Regions from separate parts of the Homo sapiens genome. Here regions 1 and 3 are each linked to region 2. A link is a contact called in ENCODE Hi-C or POLR2A ChIA-PET data. All regions are on one chromosome and are shown on one strand. Each heading gives the region's core, a stretch centred on a gene start or an enhancer-like site at or near the end of the contact. The rest is flanking DNA. Distances are from core to core; before and after follow the strand shown.

Evidence for each region. A loop is a pair of places that touch in the nucleus more often than their neighbours do. ChIA-PET counts read pairs that join two places held with the same protein, here RNA polymerase II (POLR2A). Pooled maps may share reads with other maps.
Region 1: a map of endothelial cell of hepatic sinusoid shows a loop between it and region 2 (3-fold over the local background). The contact joins the enhancer-like site here to the promoter of PBX1 in region 2. A Hi-C loop is called at or near these places in 3 of 168 maps with a recorded cell type or tissue (PC-9, endothelial cell of hepatic sinusoid and sigmoid colon) and 3 of 50 pooled maps. POLR2A ChIA-PET finds 5 or more read pairs at or near these places in 9 of 52 experiments (A549, A673, AG04450 and 6 more).
Region 3: a pooled map shows a loop between it and region 2 (5-fold over the local background). The contact joins the enhancer-like site here to the promoter of PBX1 in region 2. A Hi-C loop is called at or near these places in 2 of 50 pooled maps. POLR2A ChIA-PET finds 5 or more read pairs at or near these places in 4 of 52 experiments (BJ, Caco-2, PC-9 and 1 more).

What each region holds. Positions count from the first base shown.
Region 1 is chr1:164,643,588-164,647,225 of GRCh38, forward strand. All of the region lies in intron 2 of PBX1 (PBX homeobox 1), which reads left to right. Among named protein-coding and RNA genes, the nearest start is that of PBX1, 86 kb to the left of the region's middle. Within about 2 kb of position 1,309, at least 6 of the 41 ENCODE cell types and tissues checked have a DNase peak (open chromatin) inside an H3K27ac peak, as active enhancers do; they include A673 and PC-9, where a contact is called at or near this core.
Region 2 is chr1:164,557,600-164,561,233 of GRCh38, forward strand. PBX1 (PBX homeobox 1) reads left to right here and starts at 1,585. Exons shown (of 9, transcript NM_002585.4): 1 at 1,585-2,414. The coding sequence starts at 2,224. RefSeq lists an enhancer at 1,167-1,666.
Region 3 is chr1:164,682,148-164,685,645 of GRCh38, forward strand. The region is part of intron 2 of PBX1 (PBX homeobox 1); the gene reads left to right. Among named protein-coding and RNA genes, the nearest start is that of PBX1-AS1, 91 kb to the right of the region's middle. Within about 2 kb of position 1,349, at least 3 of the 41 ENCODE cell types and tissues checked have a DNase peak (open chromatin) inside an H3K27ac peak, as active enhancers do; they include PC-9, where a contact is called at or near this core.

The DNA.
Region 1 (3,638 bases), core at 59-2,558, 86 kb after region 2:
GTTTCCAATGGTACATGAGCTAATACCTTGGCTTTATTTATTTATTTATTTAAGTTACAACCTTTTGGATACTTATGACATGCTGGGCATACTACTGAATTATTTTATATGAATTAATCTAATCAGATTCTTACAAATAGCCAACGAAGAAGCAAAGTTATCACATATATTTTATAGATGAAGTTTGAGAGGCTAAATTCATGTCCAAAATTATGTAACCAGTAAGTGGCATGGTTGGGGTTTAAACTCATGTCTACCTGACTCCAAAGCCCTTGTACAAAATCACTGTGGTCTGAAGACTCTTATGTAGGTTATAGCTGAGAATCCCTGATAACCATTGGGAGCAGCTTGACTCACATATTTATTGCTTGTATATTCTTTGGGTTCAGTTTAACTTTAACTTTGGCATTCCCTTCACAATTCTTTCTTTTGTAAATAGACTATAAGCTCTCTGAGGTCAGCAGCCAAGCCCTTTCTCTAATCTCCTAAATGTCGATGATGTCCCTAGTTTCTATGTGGAGTGTTTACTTTTGGCATCATGCTTCTAATATAGGGTTAAAAAAGGCTGGCCAGCTGCTTTCTGGTTTTCATTTCATACATTAGATGAAAGCCGTGGGGGATTTTACTTGTCTTTACAAGTTAATTCTACAGGATTCACAGTTAAATTTCTGTTTCTTTGAATTTATTGGTGGATCCACTTTTGTTTCCTACTAGTACATTACCTATCTAGTCTATATCCAACTGTACAGAAAAAAGTAAACCGCAAATGAAATTTTATTATTATGTATTAAACAGCATCTTTGGAGCAGTCTATATTAGGAGGTGTGTGTCAAATTCTGCTCATCTTAGGACCCTAGACAGTTCCTCTAAGAGAGCCTGCCACCCTTCGCTTACAAAATGCAGACCCTGAGCTAAGAGGTGGTCTTGGGCAAATCAGGCAAAACAATTCCTAAATCTAAAACGTTTATCAGCTTTTGTTTTTTTTTTTCCTAAATGGAGATAAAGTTGGAAGTTAAAAGCAAAAAAGAAGGATGGATTAAAAAATATTTAAATAAGATGCCAAGTAACATGAATTGCCTGAAATAGACTGTTTCAGGATAAAAACTGTATCTTGGCCTTAATGTGTCTTGTGCCATTTATTAAATCAGTTCTGAACTTTGGGGACTCCAGACTGTTATTAAAGAGTTAATAACCAAAGGCTTCAACGTCCAGGATGTTGTGTGGGTCAGTGTATCTTGCCAAGAGGTAACATCAGCCAGTGGAATCAGTTGGGCTCTCCGTCTGGCAGATCTGTCTCTTTCAGCTGCTCCTCCTCCAGTTTCTAGTCTTGGAGTTCATATACAGTAAATCTTTCTCTTAATAAAGCCGTTTTTCAAATCTGACTTTGGACTAGGGACTGCTTTTTCTCCAAATGCAACAGCTGTTAAACATGGTGCATTGGGCACGGTGTATATCTCTTTGTTTAGTTTTGGGTTTTTAATATGAGCAGAGACATAAAGGAGTGGGAGGACTCTATCGATTTCTTTCTACCCATGAGTCATCCACTGGGTTTGGAAATAAGGCCTCCAGCCTCAAAAGGCTTCTGGGCTCCCTGGGCTTCTCACCCTTAAGGATGAAGCCTATTGTGCCCTAATAACCAGTACAGGATTCCCCCCCTTCTTTTGGTGAGATAGAATTGTAGAGCTCAAGGTGTCCGCCAGCAGAGGCCAGACCTTTTGGCCCCTATCTGTCCCATTTACATGGGGAAAAGCATTTTTGCCCCCTTGCTCTCTGGTCCTTCTGTCACTGTCTCTGTTCCCAATGCACTAGGGAGCATTAACTCCCTGAAGGGGAAAAAAGTTCACAAAAGAAATGAATTATGCATATGGAATTCATTTCCTTGATGAATAGGGAATCTGAACAAACTCCATGGCTGTTTGATTTTAAGGCAGAGGAGAAGGGGGGCTTAGGGCTAAAGAGTATAGTGGGGGGTGATCAAAAAGAACTTGGAACAAGAGAGGTGGGAGAAAAACCATGGCAGGAGGACTTGGGATGGAAATATTGAGGACAAAGTAAGGGGACCTTTGAAAATAGTTGAGGGCCCATTATTCTTGCCAACACGTACACACAGATATATACCTCACTCCCGATTAATGTGCAAATTTGTCCCCAGGGAAATTGGAAATGGTAATGAGATTATACTGGGCAGAAATGACAACACTAAGGTGATGTGACCGTCCTGAATTAAAGTTTTTCAGTGATTTTTTAACTTTCTTCAGTCCAGGTTAACAATGGGCGCTTTGAATTTTGAGGCAGGAGTTGTGTGATAGGTAAAGAACTGCATTGAGAAGTGGAAGACTTGGATCCAAGCCTCAGAAGACACAGACTGTGTGACTGTGGGCAAGTCACCTCATCTTTCTGTCTCAGTTATCTCATCTATAAGTGGGGATTATGGCAACTGCCCTGGGGAAAAAATTATAAGGGCCAAACAAAAGTGCTTTTATGCATAACACAAGATGCGAATCTGAAGGGATTTTATTTTTCTCTCTGTGCCTCCTTTTCTTGATGGCATTTTGGTTATTCAGACCTAGTCTTTTCAGCAAGTCAGAATTTCTTTGGAGCAGAAGAATGAAGGGGAAATTGATTCAGGAGCAGCATGCTGGTTAAAGGAACAAAGAAACAAGTGAAAAATCCCATTTTAATCCTCACCGCATCTATGTTATGAAAACCATTTAAAATAATCAATCTGATGTTTTTGGCAAATTTAGGTACTGAATCAGTAGTGGTTACTGCATAACTAGTTTGATCAACAGTAGGAAAGCTTGTCATTGACAGCCACATACATTATGGAATCAACTAGAGGGTGGTTTTTAGAGCTTCCCTTGTAGGCTGACTACCTAGAAGAGGCAACCTCTGACCTGGCTGCCAAAGACCTGTGGATGCTTCTGATGGGGAGATATGGCCAAACCGACCCCTTACTTCTAATTGTGCTCCATTATTCCTTGTTTCTGAATGCAAAAAAGACTTGGGGACACCAAGTCTTCAGGAGAGATAATAGGTAGAAAGTCACACATACCTGTGTACATTTGTTAGGATATGTCCCTGCTCGTTGAGAGGAGAGAGTTTTTTTGATAGTTATGGGGTCTTAAATCCATTTCAGGATTGAGTAGATTGAGCAGGTCCAACTACCGCCATGTCTCTTTATTTTTCTCACCACCCAATTTCAGTACATGCAGTTTTTCACAGAGGTGTGTTTGCTTTACAGCAAATCCTTTTTAGGGGTCAGGATGTGTAGTGGAATGCCATTGTATCCTTTAGGACTGCCCACCGCAAACACATGCTGTGCACTCATACCTTTAGTGTGGTGGCATTCAGTCTGGTCTGCAGGGCATGGCCCTCGGAAGAGTGTGGAGATGTCCCAGGACAGCCTTCCTGGTAGTAAGGGGGGCAGCCCTACAGGCTCGGGGGTCCCACCCCAACTTCAACCCCTGCACCTTTGTTTCATGGATTTTATTTGCTTGGGTTTGTGGGAAAGAGTCTGCTTTTAAGTAACCTTTGAAACCCAGTGGTGCAGAGAATAGACCAATGCCTAGTATGAATTATTTATTTGTTTATTAAGATTTTCATGGCACCTTCCCTTTCAAAGCTCAAGGCACTGA
Region 2 (3,634 bases), core at 335-2,834:
GGGCTGGCTACACAATAGAATATTTTATATTACAAAATATTCTGGACATTTCCTAAGTAATTGGCCTGCTATTTTATCTTATATTCATTGTGACTGTGTACACAGTCAGATTTTTCCCTCTCACTTTGCCCAATGAAAAGATTGGAAGCAAATTTGTGTCTGTCTGGAGCTATGATACTGGACCTTAGTTATGACTTTTGTTGGCTTTTTTCTTGATCCCATTGTATTTATTTTTTATTTTTTCCTACCCATTTTCAATTGGAGTTGTCTTGTTGGAATATGTACCCTTTTAAGCACCTCAAGTTTCCTTTCAAACTGGACAGGCAATAGACACATAACTAATTTTTAACACTATTCACACATTTCTGTTAGACTGAAGCAGATTGTGCAGTGGAAATACTAGGCCTTTGGAGGGAGTCACACTTGGGTTTAAATTCCAGCTTTGACACTTAATAACTGTGGACCTTGGACAAATTATTTAACCTTTCTGAGTTCCCTCTCTGTAAAATGGAAATAATAATCCATAACTCACAAAGATGTCTTGGGGATTAAATAAAATAACTCATGCAAATTACTTGGTGCATAGTAGGCATTCAATAAATGTCAGTTCACTTCTCTTCCCAGTTAATAATGCTTATTAGACTATATTAAAAACTAGAACTAGACTGTGATAATGCATTTCTTTATTAGGTATTTAAGCCAAATAACTAATTTCCCCCGGGGGAAGAGAGAGAAATGTTGAATTAGTTTCATTTGGTGAACTTATTTATTAATCTTTCTTTTTCTTGAGCATTTTTCAGTTTCATAGTCCATAATTTAGTTTTCATGCAGCAAAAATGACACAGTTTGGTATTCTTTTCACCTTTACTGTGCTAGAATTGTTTTTTTAAATGTATCTATTATTACATCTGCCACTTATTAGAGATCTTTATTAATTATATTAACAGCTCGATTGTGTTTCATAACTACGTCGTGCTGACAAACTTGTGCTCTCAGCAGTTTCCCTGAGGTCTAAGCATTTAAAAGAATCAAGTTTTAAATGACAATGCCACAGCAAAAGAAAAGCAGGGGTGGGCGGGAAGACGCACACCGTCTGTGTTCTTTCGTGTTAATTTTATATGTTTGCATTTAAGTGGAGCCACATTTTCCTCAAGGACGCAACCTAAGTAAGGCGAGCAGGGAAAGTGGAAACTAAGTGAGCTGGAACTACAGTACCATTGCACCTTTAAGGACTGGAGACTTGCTATTAGCTCGGCCTCCTTCCCGGCCCACCTCTGAACTCTGATTGACAGGGCGCCGGGCGAGGAGGAGCTGAAGGAGGCTGGAGAGGAGGCGCCGTGAGGAAAGTAGGGGAGGAGGGGGCCGGTCCTTTATCTGGTGGCCAATCAGGGAAGCGGGGAGGAGCTCCAGGCGCCCTCCTCCCTCCTCCTCTCCCCAGCCTCCCGGCTTCCCCGCCCCCTCCCCTTCCCTTTGCCCCCTCCCCTCTCCTCCTTCTCGTCCTCCTCCTCCTTCTTCTCCTCCTCCTCCTCCTCCTCTCAGGCTGTGGTTTTTCTGTATATGTTTCTGGAGTCCTGAGCCTGAGCTAAACAAAAGCAGGAGGCTGACGGGGCTGCTGGAGTTTGCAGAGACACGGAGGAGGAGAGAGCCTGTGCTTTGCCTGCCGCCGCGGCTGGGGGAGATCTGGCTTTTGCAACAGCCCACCCCCTTTGAGATCACTCTGGCCCGGAGTGGGGGTGGGGGGCAGCGGGGGGTGGGGGGGGAAAGTTTGCATTGCAATCCCCCTGCCTTCCTCTCCTTTCTCCCGATCAATGCATATTTGCAAAAGGATTAAGCCACAGATTTAAGCGCCGGGAGCCCATTTCTGCCTTGCAAAGGAGACCGGACTGAAAAACCTAAAGCCAGCTCTGATTTCTTTTCGCCAAGTGGGAAGGTGGTTTATTTTTCTTGCTTTTTGGAGTCAACACCCTTCCCCACCAGCCCTTATCCCCACCCTCACCCCGCAACCCCTTCACGCCCCCTCCCCCTCCCCCTCCTCATCCTCCCACCATCCTCTAAAGAGGCAAAGGGATTTTTTTTTTCTTTTGGTCTTCTTTTTTCCCCCTTCCCTGTTTATCCTGAAAAGGATTTGAAGACAAGCTTGAAGGATAAAAAGCCTTGGTGCTTCCCAGGAGCCGAGCCGAGGAGCAGAAGAGGAAGAGCCGGGGGCTGCCGTAGCCTTTGGAGATGGACGAGCAGCCCAGGCTGATGCATTCCCATGCTGGGGTCGGGATGGCCGGACACCCCGGCCTGTCCCAGCACTTGCAGGATGGGGCCGGAGGGACCGAGGGGGAGGGCGGGAGGAAGCAGGACATTGGAGACATTTTACAGCAAATTATGACCATCACAGACCAGAGTTTGGATGAGGCGCAGGCCAGGTGAGATGGAGGCTTTTCTTTTCCTTTCTTGGGGTTTTTTGTTTTTCTTCCTCTTGCAGGGGGAAACAATGGGAACCGAATCACCACAGCGCTTTTTTTGAAAAATGTTATTTCTTTTCTCATTTTGACAAGCAACTACATGGCGGAGGAGTAAAATTTGAAGGAGCGTTGTTATCGAAAGTGTAATCGCCCATGCCGAGATGTGGCTGTGTACATATTTGTGTGTGTGTGTGTGAATATAGGGGTATTCATTTATATCCACACAAACACACAGGCATGCCGAAAATACTGCCAACTGATCCAAAAGCGGCCCTCGGCACTTTTTACTGCTTTAAAAAAGTATCAGAGAAAGCAGAATTGTCAAGTTTTGAACAGCATTCCATGCCTTCTTGTTGAGGGGACTCTGTAACATTACGAAATAAAATGTCCCAAGAACACTTTATTTGCAAATTTAGTTGACTCCTTACCTAATTCAGCGAGTTTGATTTTCTTTCTTGACTCTCCCGTCCAAAATTAATTTTTATCTTTTCTCCTTTCTTCCCCCCCTACCCAAAATACAAAACAACAAAAAAGCAGGGTATTTCTTTGTCAGTACTTGTCAGCTATCCAGAAAATATTTTGCATTCACTTAATTTTGTTTTTTTAAAAAGTTGATGAAAAGGTGATTTTGTTTTTAGGCATATTTGTTAGTTTTAAGAGACTCAGATTTTTAGTTTAACTTTATTGTCTCCTAATTTCAGCCGGTTTACTAACCTTCCGTGACACAGACAGCTATGTAGGGTCCTTTAAAAAGGGGTGGGGGGACAAAAATCAAGCATGCTCTTTTCCCCCATGCTTCTTTCAGGACCACTTAGAAATGAAAGCATTTATGAATTTTATATATTTCAGTACTATAGGACATGAAGGTCTTCATTAAGGAAACATAATAAACTGTGTAGCCTCTCAAGTTAATCCACTGCCAGGTATATGGTTCTCTACTTCAGGATTTTACAGTAAATTCTCTTTTAAAGTAAAACATAGACTAAGTGACAACCCGCTAACAGCTTGCCCAAGGCCGAACTCAAAAGGAAGAATTTTAAAAATCTAATGACCACATATGTCTGTACAATTACCCAGCTTTGTTATATCTCCGAAGTAGCGTTTTTCTCTTTGAAAACCCTGTAAACAAATATACGCAACTCCTATACTTCAGATGACTTGGTTATATGGAGAAGACATCA
Region 3 (3,498 bases), core at 99-2,598, 120 kb after region 2:
GATCTACCAATAATGTTTTACATCTGATGGAAAGAATTGGAATATAATAATCCTACTTTTCTTTAATGCATTACTAATTCAGACAGGCCCTTCTGGTTGTTCTGAATTGGAGAGAGAGCAGACACTTCAGTTGGATTTGGAATCATCCACTTTTTTTTGCAGGTATTTCGAAAAAAGCCTGGTTTTGGTACAGCTCTTCCAGAACCCACGGGAAGAACCTGTTCATCAGCTCATCCATCCGTCTGCTGAGTAAATGCTTATTGAGCATCTACTGAATGCCAGCACTGTTCTTTGTTCTTGGAATACATCAGTAAACAAAATAAGGAAAACAAAACCAAACCTCCTGACCTCAAGGAGCTTTTATTTTAGGAATGATGTCTTTTAGTCATTTAATAGTTGCTGTTTTTATTAACTCTTAACTGTACCCATAAACTGGATACTTTCAACTTAAAAAAAAAAAAGAGAAACTAATTATGTGCCCTAAGGATCACCAGGCCTTAGGTTCTACCTTTATTTTTCTTCTACTGTTAAATAGCAACCTCATTCCTCAGGCTGCTGATGGAATTGGTAACTGAGTAATCAGGCCACTGTGCTCGGGGACATAAAACCTGTGGCTGCTGCCATTGCAGAGTCCCGTCATGGATCAGAGTTCGTCCCTGGGAAACAACTTGTGCCGACGGAAGGAGTTCTTCCTTTGCTCCCCTCATACCTCCCTTCCTTGCAGATGGGATCCTTGCAAGGGCAGAGCAGCTCTTAGAGTTGTCAGGCCCTTTTCTTTCATTCTGCTTATTTTCCCATAGGCGAGTACTGCTCAGAACCCAGGCTGTGAGTTTTTTGATGTGGAAAGCTATTTACTAAGCATGTCTTGACGCAGAGGATGGAGGGAAAGAAAGCCTCCAAGAGAGTGGTGATTCTACAACCATCATCAAATTTTGGTTGAAAACTCAAAGCTGCTGATATGTATTAGTAAGCAGATAACAGTAACATCCTGTATTTGCATGGCCCTGTATCAGTCAATAGCATTCAGATTTGTGTGGTGGTGTATAGCTTTCCTTATTTCATATCAGGTGTTTTCATTTGATCCCAAGTGGTATGTCCTGAGACAGAAGAAATAGCCCCATTTTACAGAAGAAGAAACCCAAAATTGCAAGGAATTTGCCTAAGGTCATTAGAAAGTGTCTAAAATAAGACTTTGACCCGGACTCTCTGATTTCAAGCCCAGCGATTCTTCTAACAGGCCATATTCTTTCACTTTTATTATCTTGACTTACGCAACAAAGGAGATAAGCCAGGTACATGTCATTAATCTTCCTATGTATGACAACTGAGGCTCCAGGAGGTTAAGTGCCTTGCCTAAGATTACTTGGGTGGTGGTAGAACTGGTTTTCAAAACCAGATCATCTGAATGGAATCTAAGTCTTTCTTCTGTATCACCTTGTTAATGTGTCAGGAACTACCACCCCACCTTCCAAAACACATACACACTCTCACTTTTAATGCGGACCCATCTTAGAATAAACTAGTTAAGGACTGACTGCTGAACATGGTCCAGAAACTTACTGTCAAATTTTGCTTTTGAGATGTGCTTGTGTTGTGTGAAGTCTTTTTTTTTTTTTTTCAGTATTGATGAGGGATCACTTTAAGATTTATTGGATTTTGTTTGTTTTGTTTTGTTTTGTTTTGTTTTTGAGACAGGATTTCACTCTTATCACCCAGGCTGGAGTGGAGTGGCGTGATCATAGTTCACTTCAGCCTCTAACTCCTGGGCACCAGCAATCCTCCTGAGTAGCTGGGAATATAGGCATGTGCCAACACACCAGGCTAATTTTATGTATTTTTTAGATTTTCATAGAGATGAAGGGGTCTCAGTATGTTGCTCAGGCTGGTCTTGAACTCCTAGCCTCAAATGATCCTCCTGCATTGGCCTTCCCAAATACTGGGATTACAAGCATGAGCCACTGCGCCCAGCCTGTAATTATTCTAAAGATTTCTTTCCTGTTTATGTACAGAATATCTAACAGCTATGCTTACCTTTAAAGCAGCCTTATGAATATCCTTGTGAATTCCTTAAGCTCAAGGGTCTTGTTTGCATTTTGTAGGTATATCTGTAGATAGATCTTACCTATCTCTGGCAGGTAACATTATCATCATGTTTTCCCTGTTTCTGGACACTTTGTGAAAGCATTGTAGAAATAAAAGAAGTCTTTATTCTTTGACCTCTCTTATGCATTATGAATTCTGAAAAACTGAGGGAGATAAAAGGCAATCTATGCTTTACTGCTTTCCCTAAGTTTTGAGAAGCAGGCTTAAAAAAATGCTTTAAAAATTTTAGATGCCATAATACACTGAAAATAGGGATCTCAGGTATTTGAGGCAGACCAGGATTCTTCTTTGACCAGTCCTTTCACTGAAAAGACTGTATTTAGATATTTCTCTGAGTGTTCTAGATTCATAGACCCAAATGACCTCTCTGAGCATCAAGATACATGAAGAAGTTACTTCCTGAGGATAATAAATATGAAAAGAGAATTATCACCCTCTGCTTTCAGAAATCACTTAAAAAGGAAGGGAGTGCTTTTCCCATGAGGTTCCTGAGACAGAGTCCTTATGTCACCTTGTATTGGCAAAAAGATCTGGGGCACTGTGTTTGACGATAGCACTTCTTTGTTCCCCTCCCGATATATTTACAGAATATAATCCTATTTTGCTTGCACTCATTTCCATAATACTGAAAGTAAATAAACCTTATATAACGTTTTATGGTTAAGAACTACTTAGTCTTGTGTGTGGAACTTCAGCAAGAAGCAAAAGAAAATTCACTTATAGATATGTTACCTCACGTAATCCTCACCACAACCTTAGGAATTAGACATAAATTACAAGAACCAATTACTGATTGGGAAAGTAAGTCTCAGAGAGGTTAATGACTTCCTCAAGGACACAGGATGTTTCTTGATCTGACCAAGACGCGGGCCTCGTTTTCTGAATCCAGGGTTCTAGTCCTGTCTTTTAGGAGATGTCTAAGTCATACAAAAGCATCACTGGCAGATTCCACCAGTGTTTTATTCACACCTTGCAACAGCCTGCTTTTTGAAGGTTTCTTGCTGTCATGGCTATTCATTCCTATGAGGTGGAAATGGCTTTTTTGGTATCTCTTTGCATTATTACAGTTGTTGTTATTTTTAGTTCTATTTATATGAAAAATGTACTTTTTAGCCCACAAAAATAGCATAGCAGCAGCTTATCAAAATGTCCCAGACAAGTTTACTTCAACAAATTAGTAACACCTTCATGCTTCCTGTGGTGGAAGAAATGCAGAGTCCACTTCCTCCCAGTGAACATCTGAGCCAGATTTCTGCTCCACTCGGTCCCCCTTCCCACCTCTTACAGCCATGAAATAATGTGAGAGTATTTGTTTCCCCTGCAAAGGGAAGAGGGTCCAGAGACAAAAGGGAAGTTAGTATTCACTGGAAGCCTCCCTGTACAAGCAACAGTGTT